Linked DNA regions of Homo sapiens: region 2 is linked to region 1. A link is a contact called in ENCODE POLR2A ChIA-PET data. All regions are on one chromosome and are shown on one strand. Each heading gives the region's core, a stretch centred on a gene start or an enhancer-like site at or near the end of the contact. The rest is flanking DNA. Distances are from core to core; before and after follow the strand shown.

Region 1 (7,013 bases), core at 1,448-3,947:
CCATTTCATCCATTGCTCCCTCTTCCTGGATGTATGTTAGTTGCAAATGAGTTATTATAAGTCCAAAATTTGGTTGCTACTAGTGTTCTCTGGTTTGCTGGCTCCCATATCCATATTCTGTTCTAGTCTGGAATTACAGCTGGGAATCTCTGTTAGGGATTATTCTACTTGCTCATCATCCCCTGTTACTATGATTATTCTGAATGACATGGCTGGTCATTAAAATATAAAGATGGGTATGCCTTGATCTCTGCCTTAGACAAAAACAGACAAGCGATTCTCTTAGGTCTCAGCCGACTCTTTTTAAGCATTTGCTATGTGCTAGGCACTCTGCTAATCTCTTGAAATGGACTATCCAATTATTCTTTACTACAACCCTGTGAGATGGCACTCTTATTTTATGCTTATGGCTTAAATAACAGATTGGAGGTGCAGCAAAGGGAAGGGAGCCATTGTAGACATGCTGTCAGTCTTCAGTATCTATGAATGAAGAATCATGTGGAGTACAGAGTGGCAAATGTTGTGACAGAAATATGCACTGTAGCTAAAGGGAGGGAAGTCTCAAAGATGGTTTCAAAGGGGAAGAGGATGAACTTCTTTGGCAAGGAGGACTGGAGCTGAGGGGGACCCAGAACTATATATTTAAAGGCCAGAGGTGACCACCAAAGCAGAAGAACTGAAAAAGAATTTTCTTCTGGATTTGGCATTTTCCAAGGGCAGAGTAAAGATGTCAGGAACGCTTGAGGCAGGCCTAGAAAGAGGAGGCAGCTGACAGAACTGAGAAAGGGCAGAAAGGAATGGAAAAACAACCAATAGTTCACAGGGAAAAAATCAAAGAGAGAGTTTCCAGGGCCTATTGAATTTTGCAATTAGATCTTCATTATTAATCACAAAAGCTATTATGTTCTTTATGCCAAGCAAAGATCAAACACATGATCTCATTTAATCCTCACAACTACTCTTGAAATATGTGTTATTATCTGCAGAACAGTTCCCGGGGTGGCTAAGGGCAAAATCCAAACCGCAGTGGGTTAAGAAGTGACTGAGTGGGGAGAATGTAGTCTGGATTTGGGATAAATTTAGGATAGAAAGGGATTGAGCCCCTATTAAAGGCTAGTGAGTGCGCCAGTCACTTTAGCACTGCTTTCTAATGTCATCCAAACAAAACTCTAAAAGGAATGTGTTGTTATTCACCATCAAAGAAGAAACTCAGATCTGGAGACATGGTGTGACTCCAGGAGCCTATCTTCTTTTCGATCAACTCCATTGCCCTACAGAGGGGAAGAGGGATAAATGCAATAGACATTGACTGAAGATTTTACTGCATATGGTCAAGAACTGCACTAAACATTTACATGGATTGCACACTGAAACTTCAGTTTAAATGCTAATTTCACTATTAATAGTGTGGTTATCTGGCCTGAGGCCAGAAATCAGACTCCCTGAATTTGGATCTCAGTTCTGTCACTTACTATGTATCCTTTTGCCTCAGTTTCCTCATCTGTAAAATGGGTTTTGCTGTGAAAATTATTTGGTAATATACTTGAAATATAAATAACAAGGCATGTCTAGAGCATAAGTGTGGAGAAAAATGTTAGCTCACAGTTGTTTTTTGTTTGTTTGTTTGTTTTTTGTTTTGAGACAAAGTTTGCTCTGTCACCCAGTCTGGAGTGCAGTGGCACAATCTCGGCTCACTGCAACCTCCATCTCCTGGATTCAAGCCATTCTCTTGCCGCAGCCTTCCCAGTAGCTGGGATTACATGTGCGCACCACCACGCCCAGCTAATTTTTGTATTTTTAGTAGAGATGAGGTTTCACCATGTTGGCAAGGCTGGTCTCGAACTCCTGACTTCGTGATCCACCCGCTTTGGCCTTCCAAAGTGCTGGGATTACAGGCCTGAGCCACTGCGCCAGGCTGCTCATAGTTTAATCTCCATTGTACAGCCATGACAAGAGAGAATTAGGAAGACAAAGCTAGCGACTCTTACATTCTGTTCCGGACTCCGGGATCTTCCACACACCCTTGTTTTTAGCCACCACTGCACCATCCTGCTGGGAAACCTTTTGGGGACCTGTAGGAAGGAAACCTTTGGGGGAAGCTGTAGGTGGGGTTGTGGTGTGTTTGCTTGTTTTCTTATTTGTTTTTAACATGATATTGACTCGCACATATTTCTCACCTCGAGAGAAGATGATGCGGGAGAGAGGGGCGTTATGATGGGTATGCTCTCAGAAAGACAGGAAGCTATGATGACGGGCTGCAGGTGCAGGGGCCCGCAGTGTCCGTCAGAAGAGGCTCGGGAAAGTAAGCGAGAATGGTGTTCACGTTGTGACTTTGTTTGGAATCATAAGACCGAAAAGCCAGGAAGAAGTTCTGTTTTCCTCTGCCCTCTTGCTAGCCACCACACAGCCACTGTTCTTGGAGAATTAAAAAAAAAAACAAACAAAAACAAAACAAAACAAAACAAAAAAACCGTCCCTCCTACCATTTCTTTAGTCCTGAATCTCCTTTTCCCTTCCTCTCCCCAGCCATCCCCACCCCTACTTCCTCTTCTCTCCCTCCCGCTGCCAGTTCTCTGGTTACTCCCCCCCTCCCTTGCTTCTATCCCAGCCTGGTGCAAGCTAAGAGGGCGAGGACGAGGGAGTGGGAGAGATTGGCTGAGGACTCTACAGATCAGCTAGAGAGCGAAAGAACTAAGTCTCTCTCTCTCATACACACACACACACGCACACACGCGCGCGCGCGCGCGCACACACACACACACGTACACTAAAAAACTCGGACCAGCCGCGCCGCAGCTGCTCCAATCCCTGGAAAAGGCAATCGAGCGCCCTCCGGACCGCTGCGCACAGCCCCGGCTCCGACCTGGCGCCCAAAACAGAGCTAGTCCTAGTCCCTCGCGCGGCCAGTTTGGCCGGGTGTTCCCAAAAATAAAGCGAGGAGGGAAGGTACAGACAGATCTTGAAAACACCCGGGCCACACACGCCGCGACCTACAGCTCTTTCTCAGCGTTGGAGTGGAGACGGCGCCCGCAGCGCCCTGCGCGGGTGAGGTCCGCGCAGCTGCTGGGGAAGAGCCCACCTGTCAGGCTGCGCTGGGTCAGCGCAGCAAGTGGGGCTGGCCGCTATCTCGCTGCACCCGGCCGCGTCCCGGGCTCCGTGCGCCCTCGCCCCAGCTGGTTTGGAGTTCAACCCTCGGCTCCGCCGCCGGCTCCTTGCGCCTTCGGAGTGTCCCGCAGCGACGCCGGGAGCCGACGCGCCGCGCGGGTACCTAGCCATGGCTGGGGCGAGCAGGCTGCTCTTTCTGTGGCTGGGCTGCTTCTGCGTGAGCCTGGCGCAGGGAGAGAGACCGAAGCCACCTTTCCCGGAGCTCCGCAAAGCTGTGCCAGGTGACCGCACGGCAGGTGGTGGCCCGGACTCCGAGCTGCAGCCGCAAGACAAGGTCTCTGAACACATGCTGCGGCTCTATGACAGGTACAGCACGGTCCAGGCGGCCCGGACACCGGGCTCCCTGGAGGGAGGCTCGCAGCCCTGGCGCCCTCGGCTCCTGCGCGAAGGCAACACGGTTCGCAGCTTTCGGGCGGCAGCAGCAGGTGAGTGCGCGAGGTGAGACTCCCTTCCCGCGGTCCCGCCCCAGCTTTCTCCCGGGACCCCCCACAGCTTCCTTGTCTGCCCCTTGCTTGGTGGCGCTGCCTAGGGACCTTTCTCCGCCCTCCTCAGCTGCCCTCTGGATTCCTCCGTCCAGTCACACCCCGCGTGTCGCCAGCTGCATCTCCTGTAAGCCCAGTTTTCAAATCCAAAGTGAGAGGGGGAAATAGAATGAAGGCGCGGAGCAGTGGAGGGGTAGGCTGGAGGAGCTTCGTGGAAAAAGGGAAGGGGCGACACCCCATGCCTGTGAGGCCTCCTGCCCTGAGTGACTGGAGCACCTCTAGGGTACCTTATTCTGTTGATTCCTAAATCGGCCAGCGGAAATTCCTTTGGACTGGGCTTTAGCCATGTTTACTAAGAGGCAGATGCCATTTTATGCCAATGCCAGGACCCGAGAGAAATCATACTTGAATAAGACGCCTTCCCCTCTCCTTTTCTCCTTCCCCAGTCGCTTCTCCAGATATTGCACCCGCTCCTAATTCGCGCCCTTTGTGTTACTGTACTATATTTGACACTTTACTTGATAGTTCCTTAGTGGCAAAAAAAAAAAAAAAAAAAAAAAAAACAGGTGCTTGGGTGTTTCGATTATTAAAACGCATCTGGGTAAACAGGGGTTGTACCATCCATCCTGGGAGGAGCTGGGAGACAAGGGGAGGGAGCAACCCTGGATGTAAACACCTCTTGGAATCTGCCCAAGAAAATCTGCTCATCCCATTTTTCAGCACAGATCACTTCGGACTGAAATTCATGGCTTAACAAGGTTTCTCCTAGCCCCTGTGGTGAAGGGAATAACTTATGCTAACAGCCTCCCTCCCTTGTGTTAACAGCTTGAGGGAAAGCTTCCTGGACACTAACTCTGTTTTTATGCTTTGAGGATTCACCAGGCTTTTTTGTTCACTACATTCATGATAAGGGGAAATGTAACTGCAAAGCCTGTCTTCAGTGAACAGTTGAACAATAGCCAAGAATCTTCAAGAAAATGAGGCCATGCCTCAGTCAATACTGTCAGAATCACTAGAAAGAAATCTCCCAAAGTTTTGATATGCAAGACTCCTGGAAAAAGGGAAAACTAAGGCATTCATCAAGGAAAGCCCTGCATTGTCTGTGTAAATATATTCTAGAGCTTACAGGCATGATGACATTTACAATAGATGTGAATTATGCTTCCTAATACAGAAGTCTTTAGCTAGAGACTGAACTGAACCAGATTTTACTTTCTTCTTAAAACCATGAGCATGATCTGTGAGGAGAGCGCCACCAGTAAGGAAAAAGAAACCTGCTCTGTGTTATCCACAGTATCCTAGCCATTGGAGGAGGCTGTCCTGACAGCTGACTACACCAGTGAATACTCTGTTTACTTTAGTGCAACTCTAGGGGCATAACTCAGTGAGTAACTCATGTGGGAGTTGCAAGGATTGAAAGGAAGTTGGGTGAGCTAGGCAGGTGGCAAAAATGAAGGTACTCAAATGACTCTTATCTTGATATTTGTTTTCTTGGTTATATTGCTAGGGAGTAGCTGAGGCCCCTAAGATAAAAAACAATATGTTTGGGATTAACAAGTTTCATTTATAGAATGAACCACATGGTTTGGAGGTAGAATTTGAATTTGTTTCATTCACGTATTGTATAGCTTTTATTTGTTTTAGGCCAAGTTAACCATGGATAAAGATTTTAACAACTCAGGCACCATATTCTTTTTGGCTTCAACTCATTCCTTGCAGTATTCCAGAGTGTGCCTTATCAGCCTCACTGTAGTCTCATAGCATCAAATAATAAACTCTGATATGGAGGCCAGACATTCCCTTGAAACGATGAGTTGCAGCTTGATGCATATATACAAGGCTGTGTGCCCTGATAAGAAAAGTAATCCCTTTAGCATCCTAGAGACTGTCTTAATGACTTATTCATCAAATGTAGACACTGGTTTTTGTGGAAGCTTAAGTGTCATGTTACCTCATTGAGGCTCCTGGTGAGGTGGTTCGTGTTGGGCCCCTTCCAAGAGTGTTTAGTTACTAACACACTAAAAAGACTATTATAAGGCAGTTCTGGCTCTAATAAGGCAGGACTCTAGGAAGGTGCTAAGGTTTTCATGTGTGTCCCTCTCTCGTCATCCATATCAGCATTTCCATAACACCCTTTCACCTTGTGACATATGTTCCCTTGTAGGTGAAAGATGCTGTCTAAATTAATATAGTAGATATGTTTTCCAGTCCAGAGTTTTTAAGTTTTAGAACATATGGGTTTCTCTGTACTGAAGACGTTAGAAATTTTAATGGAAGATCAGGTGGTGTGCTGTGTATGGGGCAGCTGCTGATCCGGCAGCCTCTGAGTGCTTATTCAGGCTGAGTTATAGCTTTAGAGTCCTGTTTGTGCCTTGGTACATACCTGATTAAAATTATTTATTGTTCTAAACCTAGAATATCTTCGATTGAAATTTAGCTGCTGTGGTCTCCCTCTGATTACTTTCTACTTAAACCATTACTTGATGGTGGGTGGCATTCATCCTAAATACACTTTCTGCTAAACCCTTTTCTCCTCCCTGAATGCTATGTAGTTGGTGTGCCAAAACCGTAAGTTTGGAGTGCTTGTAAGTTTTTTTGTCATGTGGAAGGGTTTACATAAAGATAGGTTTTATCTTTCCCTTTGCAAAAGGTAATTCACAAAATCTATTAGTGACAGAGAAGGTCAGCTTCATAAAAATACACCATGTGAAGGAAGACAGAAGGATATGAAATTAGCATTTATTTTGATTTTGGTTTAAGTTGTCTCTGGCTACTATATGATAAAGAAGAATATTTTACATGAATTTTTCTTCTGTCTTGATCTTTTAAGATACTTTAGGATCATCACTTTCTCATGACTCCCATAGTCACTTAATCTTCCTTTTCTTAATGACAAATATAATCTCTTTAGGAAAAACAATTAAAGCACACATGTTGTTAGGAAACTTTCACTATTCATGACATGCACCCACCAAAATAGCACATTTTAGTGAGTACTTATCACCTTTTAAAAAATCTCACATACTTCATAGATTTAAAAAAATAACTGAGGCAATCCAGCCCCACAAGTGAATATTTTCCTGCAATGAGGAAGAGGAGATTCTTTCCTCCTATGACCAAAGTACTTTTAAGATAAGTAATTATAATATTGAAATGTTTCTGAAGTATAAGGCTAAAATATAAGGCTTCGGCAAAGATAGTATATAACTAAGTGTTGAATGATCATCCCAATAGGAGCCATTCCTTCAAAATATATGGAACCAGTGGGAAAACATCATTTTTGATAGGTTTGATGCTAAGGGACTAGAAAAACTATTAAAATGTAGTTACCTTGAAGTGCCTGGCACCTAGAAACTAGGCTTGAAA
Region 2 (7,013 bases), core at 1,719-4,218, 180 kb after region 1:
TCTGGAGGTTGGTTATCTCTTTAAAGTGCCTCCCTCCCACCCCCCCAGCAGAATGTTCGCGGTGAATTTTATGAATGCCACTATCCTATATTTGACTGCCAAATTCAGCTATTTGGGGGGCTACATTAACAGATAAACAAGCAAACACACAGAAATGTAGGTCTGTAAGTCTAGGTCAGAAGATTATAGCTGACAGAATTTTTGAGTGGTGGCAAGAAGAAAGACGATGAGGATTTGAAAGTTTATACTGTGGCAACTGGGTAAAAGGTAATGTCATTGACCAAAATGAGGAGCAGATTTGAGGGATAGGACAGTGAGTTTAATTTTGGATATACTCAGTTTGAAGCACCAGTGGAAACTTTAAGTAGAGAAGTTTAGTGAGCAGTAAGAAATGAGGGACAAGAAAAGCTAAAGAAAGAGGAAAGCTGAAAATATTAAGCAGTTATTGATACATAAATAGAGGCTGAAGTTGATGAATTGGAGGCAAGTGCCCAGGATATTAGCGATGAGGAGAGGAGAGTGTCTAGGTCTATATGAGGTTGGAAAGAAAACTGTAAGATATGGTAAGAAGGTACTGCTTTGGTTAAAGTGAGAGAGGATGTGAAGAGATTAATATTAGAAGAGGGTGAGTAGGAGGAACACTGCAGGATAGCATCTCTAATGTAGTAATTAAATGGATGTGCATGGGAGGGCAATCAAAATGATTTCAATGTTTTGATCTTAGGAGGCTTGAAGGAAAGTATTACTATCTACTCTTCATTCATTCAGTCATTCAAAAAGAACACATAGGGCACCGTGTATGGGCTAGACACTGTGGCACTGACAGAAGTCAGGAGAATGAGCATGCTTTGAAAAGACAGTAATGAGTCTGGATTTACATATATTGAGTTTGAGATGCTTGTGGGTCATCATGATGCAAATGTCTAGCAGGTAGAAGCAAAAAAGAAAACTCAAGGGAAGAGATTGCTCCATAGAAGACTTGAAGTACCATTTGTAGATGAGATCACTAAGGGAGGTAAGAAAGGAATGTCTCTATTGTTACCTATGAACATATAGGTAATATCTGTGGATATTATTTGTGGGAGAAGAGGAGGAGAAGCAAACCACAAAGGAGAAGGAACACGTGTACCAATAAGAGATTTAGGAGAAGCATCAGAAAGGCCATGCAGATAAGATCCTTAAGAGGTGAGCAGGCTGTACCTCACATCCCACAGGCCTGTCACAGCAAATGAGATCAGAGAGAAAAGTGCTGAATCTGATTTGTCAAAGAGTGGGGATAGACACTCAACTACAAGGGACCATGGAAAGAGCTGACACTAAGAGTAGAGCCTGCAAGACGATATCATGATTCATGTGAGGGATTTTTAAAATAATGAAAATTTGAAAATGTCTGTAGCTCCAGGATAATGAAGCACAGGAGATATGAAAAACGAAAACATGGGAGAAGAAGAGATAATTCATAGGAAAAATAGCCTAGAGGAAGCAAGACAATAAGGGATCACAGGACTTGGGCAACAGCCAGGCAACATATGCCTTCACTGTGAGGTGAATTCTCATTAGCCTCACTTGTAATGACTTCATAGAACTGGAGTTAAGGATTTCACGTAAAAGAGAAAGATCCCTGGGCATCATCTTTTCAGGTCGTTTATTCTTAGTCATACAGCGTTCCAACGGAGAGGATGCACTCTAATTCTCCATAGAGAATTCTCTACCATATTAGCTCATACCCTCCTGTGCAAAACTAAACAGGAGTACTGAAAACAGCTAGTGTATGTTATGTGGGATGATCGCCTTCTTCATGAGTTAAATAGAAACTTGCAAAGAAAAGAGACAATTTCTAAGAAACTCTAAATATGGGGGTGTGGTGGGGTGGGGGCAGGTGTATGTTGCTCTCTTCCTTAAAAAAAAAAAAAAAAAGAAGGAGAAGAAGAAGAAGGAAAAAGCCCCTGGGAACTTGGGGAACAAGATGAAGATCAGGAAATCAAGGCATTTGTCCCAGCGTCACCCTTCCTACCTACTAATTCTGCATGCGTTGCTTTTATTGTCAGCTCTGGCCTCAGCTGCTTCGTAGTTGCACCGTAGTTCTTCTCAGAACTGAACCTATTTCTTTTTTTCTCATCCCCAAAGTGGCTGGTTTCTGGGCTTTGTTTGCTCTTGTTTCTTCATCACCGAGAAATACAGAAATATGAAAGCGCCTCACGGTGCCCAGAGTGACAAAAGGACACCCACACAAGTTTACCAGGACTCCTAAAAGTCCTTGCCTGAGGACTGTCCCCTAGCAACTACCCAGAGCTCGACGAAGCAAAGCCGGGAGCGCAAGCCCTGACAGCACCGCCAAGCCCCTAGCTCGGAGCAACAGCCTCCACCGCTTCTCCTCGCTAAACCTAGAGAACCCTGAGGACTCCCCACTGGGGCTGAGCCCCTCCCGCCCTCAACAGAACCTCTAAACACAAGTAGCCTTTCCCTGCCTCCAGGAGCTCACGAAACGCTGCCACACCGAGCGAATGCAACGCGTACACACGTCCACACTCGAACAGCACAAGCAAGAGACCGGCTGGGTGTGGAATAGAGGCGCACATCGCGCAACGCATTCACAGCATGCACACGCGCGCACCCCGACCCCGTCCCTCCCCGCGCGCCCTCACACCCCGGCGCCCAAGACCCCCGGCCCACGAACCTCACCAGACAGCCGGGTAACTTTCCAGGTGCGCAGCTTGTCACCTCGGCGCGGCCGCCCCTGCGTCTCAGCGTCCTCTCCCACGCCGCCCTCCCCAGCCGCCTGCGGCGCCGGAGCCCAGCGCAGGTCAGCTCAGCCAGCCCCGCCGTGCACACGGTGCGCAGCGTGGGCCCGGGGCTGCCGGCTCAGTCGCTCCGGCTACGTGTGAGCCGGGGGCGCGGGTTAGCGCGATGCGGGCAGGAGCTGCGGCGGCGTCGGTGCTGCCGCCTGGCTCCGCGGCGGGGGCCGGTGCAGAGGAGACACGCAGGGAGGGAGGGAAGAGAGGAGGGAAGGAGGAGGGAGGGGGTCAGCCGGGGCTACTGCCTGGATAGTTGGGCGCCGGCTTCCCTAAAGGTGGGGTCACCCGCGCCCGCACGCACACTAGCCCGAACCTTTACTCCCGACACAGCCGCAGTCTGCACTTTATACCCCATACCCTCCATAGTGAGGCAACTTAAGTAGGGCGATAACATCGTGGTTGTAAGCATTTTTGTTCATGTTATTATTTCTATTTCAAGTGTGTGGGACGAGGGGAGAGGAAAGTTCAGGGAGGTGTTCATTTTTTCCTTCCCCTCCCTTTCCTCCATCCTTCCAGTCTGTTTTCACTGCAGGCTCTCTCCACTTCGCCTTCCCTCCCAGAGCTCAAACAGGCGCACGTACCCTGGACATGCCCTCCTCTGTCACACCAATGCCTTTCTACGAAGACATGTGACCCCGAAGCAGCTCGTCGACGCGCCCCTCCCGGACTCTGGGGCCATAACTTACATCTAGTTTGCCAGTTCACGTGATGCTGGGGGCAGGGGTTGAATCGAGTTTCGAGGGACAGAGATTATACCTTCCGAATCTGCAGGTCTTTGGGAAGGGAGCTTTCTTGATCACCCAAGAAGATAATGCTCTCTCGTCACCTTTTGAGTACATTTTTTTTTCCTGAAGGGTGCAATATGGTTTCCTAAATATATATGTACACCCCACCGCATTATTTGCTGTGCTCTGGAGTTGTGAGATCTCCATGTGGCTTTTTCCCTTTCCTTCTGCCCCCAGAGGAATTTCACCAGCAAATTCACGGAGGACAAGGGCAGTTTCTGTGTTGAGAGATGGAAAGTATAGTGAGGGTCTATTCCTCACTGTGCATCTAGAGAATGTTACAACCAACTCTCTTGGGTTTTTAAACCACATGGTGGCAGTGGGGCTCATGTAACATTTGTATACACTGTTACATACATAAACTTATATTAAAAATGAGGCCCATGTAAAATATGTTGAATGAGACCATTAAGTTTCAGAGGAGGAGGAATATAGTCCTGTTTGTTTTTGTGCTAACTGGAGGAAAATCGCGAAAGTACACAAAGTACCTTTTCATGAAGCTATCCCAGAGTCTGTACATTTTATAAAGACCTCAAAAAAAAAAAAATTAGAGGAGAAAGGAGTGAGGAAGAATTCCACAAGAAAAGAGAAAATAAGTAATTGTATGTCACTGTAATAATGGACTTTTAAGTTGATGGGCTGAATTTTTATTAGCGATTTAATGACAAAAAGGAGAAAAACAGATTTTCAAAGTCTTCACTTTAAAAAAAAATTTCAGATTCAGGGGTACAAGTGCAGTCGCATTACACGGACATAACACATAGTGGTGAGGTCTGGGCTTTTAGCGCACCTATTACCCTAATAATGTGCACTGTACCTAATAAGTTGTAATTCCTACCTCACCCACCTCCCACCCTCCCACCTATTGGAGTCCCCAGTGTCTGTTATTCCATTCTGGATACTCATGCCTGCCCATTGTTTAGCTGCCACTTATAAGAGATTCTGCAGTTTTTGACTTTGTTTCTGAGTAATTTCACTTAGGATAATGGCCTCTAGTTCCATCCATGTTGCTGCAAAAGATATGATTTCATTGTTTTTGTGGCTGGGTAGTATTCCATTGTGTGTGTGTGTGTGTGTGTGTGTGTGTGTGTGTGTGTGTAGTACCCCTGAATCAAAAAAAAATTTTCCCAGTTTTTCAGGTGATAGGTACACAGTGTATGTGTGTGTATACCACCATAGTGTGTGTGTATATATTTTGTATATATATATATATATATATATGTGTATATATATAATATAAAACCACATTTATAAATCCAATCACCCCTTAATGGACACGTAGGTTGACTCCATGATTTTGCTATTGTGAATAATGCTGCAAAGTCCTTACATTTCATTGAGTCCTGGGCTTTTTTAAACAATGGGTTGCTAATTAATGGATTATAAAATTGATGTACTGGGTCAAAGCCAGCATTTTTAAAATGATACCAAATAGAATAAAAAATAGCAGAGTATGCACGCACACTGGGTCAACTGGGTCATATGTACTTTCTTACCGTTCATTGAGGTAAAAGCTTGAAAGCTGTCGATGCAGTGCAGGCTGTTGCCCAGGGTCACCCAGCTAGGAAGAGTTTGAGGGGGAACCTAAGTTCCCTCCCAGCAATCCTATGCTCTGTCAAATCTACAACTCTACCATGCTGAACAAGGAAACGGAGGAAGAGAAGGAAAGTGACCACTTTTTGAGCTTTTAATTCAGTCTTTCAACAAATGTGCTTTCAGCAGCTCCTGCATCTCAGGCCCAGTGCTAAATACTTAGAATTCAATGGTGAACAAAATTAACTTGTGATCTCTGCCAACTTAGAGTGTACAATCCAGTGAGAGAAACAGACATTAAATAAGTAAACACAAAAGTAAGCATATGTGGGAGAAATACTGTGAAGGAAAATGAGAGAAAAAAATATGGGGTTATAATTTAGATGTGGGAGGCTGCAATTAATAATTAACCCAATTTAGAATGGCTTAAATTATAAGGAAACTTACTGTTTCACAAGGCAAGAAGTTCCAAGGTCAGGAGGCTCTAGTTGGTGAATTCAGGAACACAGTTGTGTCTGGGAAGGCCCTGGCCTGTTCCCGTTATTCCCCCTGCCATTCCCAGTATGGCAGCTTTGTCCCCTGGGGCTGCTCCACCCATGGCCCCAGGATGACTGGAACAACTCCATTTATTATGGGCAATCCCAACAGTGCCCAAAGGTCACAGAGATTCTCTTTTCCAGAGTCGGGAAATCGTTCTTGGAAGCTTCCAGGAGACTTCTCACCTGTCATTAATCCAAACTAAGCATGTGCTCACACCTAAATGCTGGAGGTGGAGGGGAGAATCACCATTCCCAGCCTCTTAGGCTCTGCAGGACTGGTTCCTAACTCTTCCCGATTGCATTCTTTGAGAAGTGCATACCCGAATAAAAAGGAGAGGGTGGCAATGGATGCTGGGTAGGCAATCTAGAGTCTGCTACAGGGGCTCAAGAATAATGTCTCTCTGGAAAAAAAAAAAGTGGAGGGCATTTAAACTTAAGATGAGTAAGAGTGAGACAGGGAGTGAGGAGGAAGCACCTTCAGGCTGAAGGAATCTGGCCTGTGATGTTGGACTCTGTGTCATGAGTTAAAGGCTTCCATGTAATTTCTCATTTACTCCTTTGACCTGAGGAGGTAAGCACACCTGAGGAAGGAAACTCAGAGAGTTAAGTAACTTTGATCAAATTCACAGAGCTAATAAGTTGCAGAGCCAGTCTATATAATTCCAGACCCTAAAATCTTGACTTCTTCTACCTGTACAAAGACAACGAGAAATTAAAATCCACTGGCCTTTCTTTGCCATTGACTGAAGAACACAGGCCCCTCAGAGGCCCGTCTGCAATGTTAATCTAAGCACATGGGCGATGTGGGACATACTCATGACTAATCCTCCTCCTACTAGGTAAGCCTCTGCTCCACTAGGTCTCCTGGTCTCTGCTAAGCACTGTCACCAGAGCACCAGAGTTCTCACATTGTCAAAGTTCAGAGGTAGCCTATGGAAATGGGGATGATAAAAGGCCTGTCTTCCCTTGTTTTATACACAGAAAAGTCCCCAAGCAGCCCAAGTGTTTCACAGAAACCTCCCGGTTTTGCCCACTTTCTGTTTCTTGCAGGGACCTGCATCCAAGAGGCTGAGCTAGGAAGAGATCCAGTAATGTTTCCATACTTAATTCAGACTCCCAAGCCCCTGGATGACTCAATTTGAGTTCAGGATCATCCCATGCCAATCTTATTTTCTTGGGATAAATTTCCACACAGGAGGCTCTATAGTTACCTTTGCACACAGACTCCTGTCAGGGCACCCCATCAGATCAGCCTTGTGCTCATAATCTTTAATTCCAGCTTGGAGCCCTCCAAGGCCCAACTGAGGTCCCTTCTATGGATCAGCAGAAAATCTCCTGGGGACATAAGAGGGACAAAACTC

What was found. ChIA-PET counts read pairs that join two places held with the same protein, here RNA polymerase II (POLR2A).
Region 2: POLR2A ChIA-PET joins it to region 1 with 16 read pairs in WTC11. The contact joins the promoter of PRKG2 here to the promoter of BMP3 in region 1. POLR2A ChIA-PET finds 5 or more read pairs at or near these places in 2 of 52 experiments (K562 and WTC11).

The regions. Positions count from the first base shown.
Region 1 is chr4:81,028,011-81,035,023 of GRCh38, forward strand. It overlaps BMP3 (bone morphogenetic protein 3), which reads left to right and starts at 2,698. Exons shown (of 3, transcript NM_001201.5): 1 at 2,698-3,590. The coding sequence starts at 3,275.
Region 2 is chr4:81,212,254-81,219,266 of GRCh38, forward strand. PRKG2 (protein kinase cGMP-dependent 2) reads right to left here and starts at 2,969. Exons shown (of 19, transcript NM_006259.3): 1 at 2,683-2,969. It overlaps LOC124900726 (a long non-coding RNA gene), which reads left to right and starts at 2,633. Exons shown (of 2, transcript XR_007058162.1): 1 at 2,633-2,705; 2 at 3,312-3,971. RefSeq lists enhancers at 2,001-2,501, 2,502-3,002.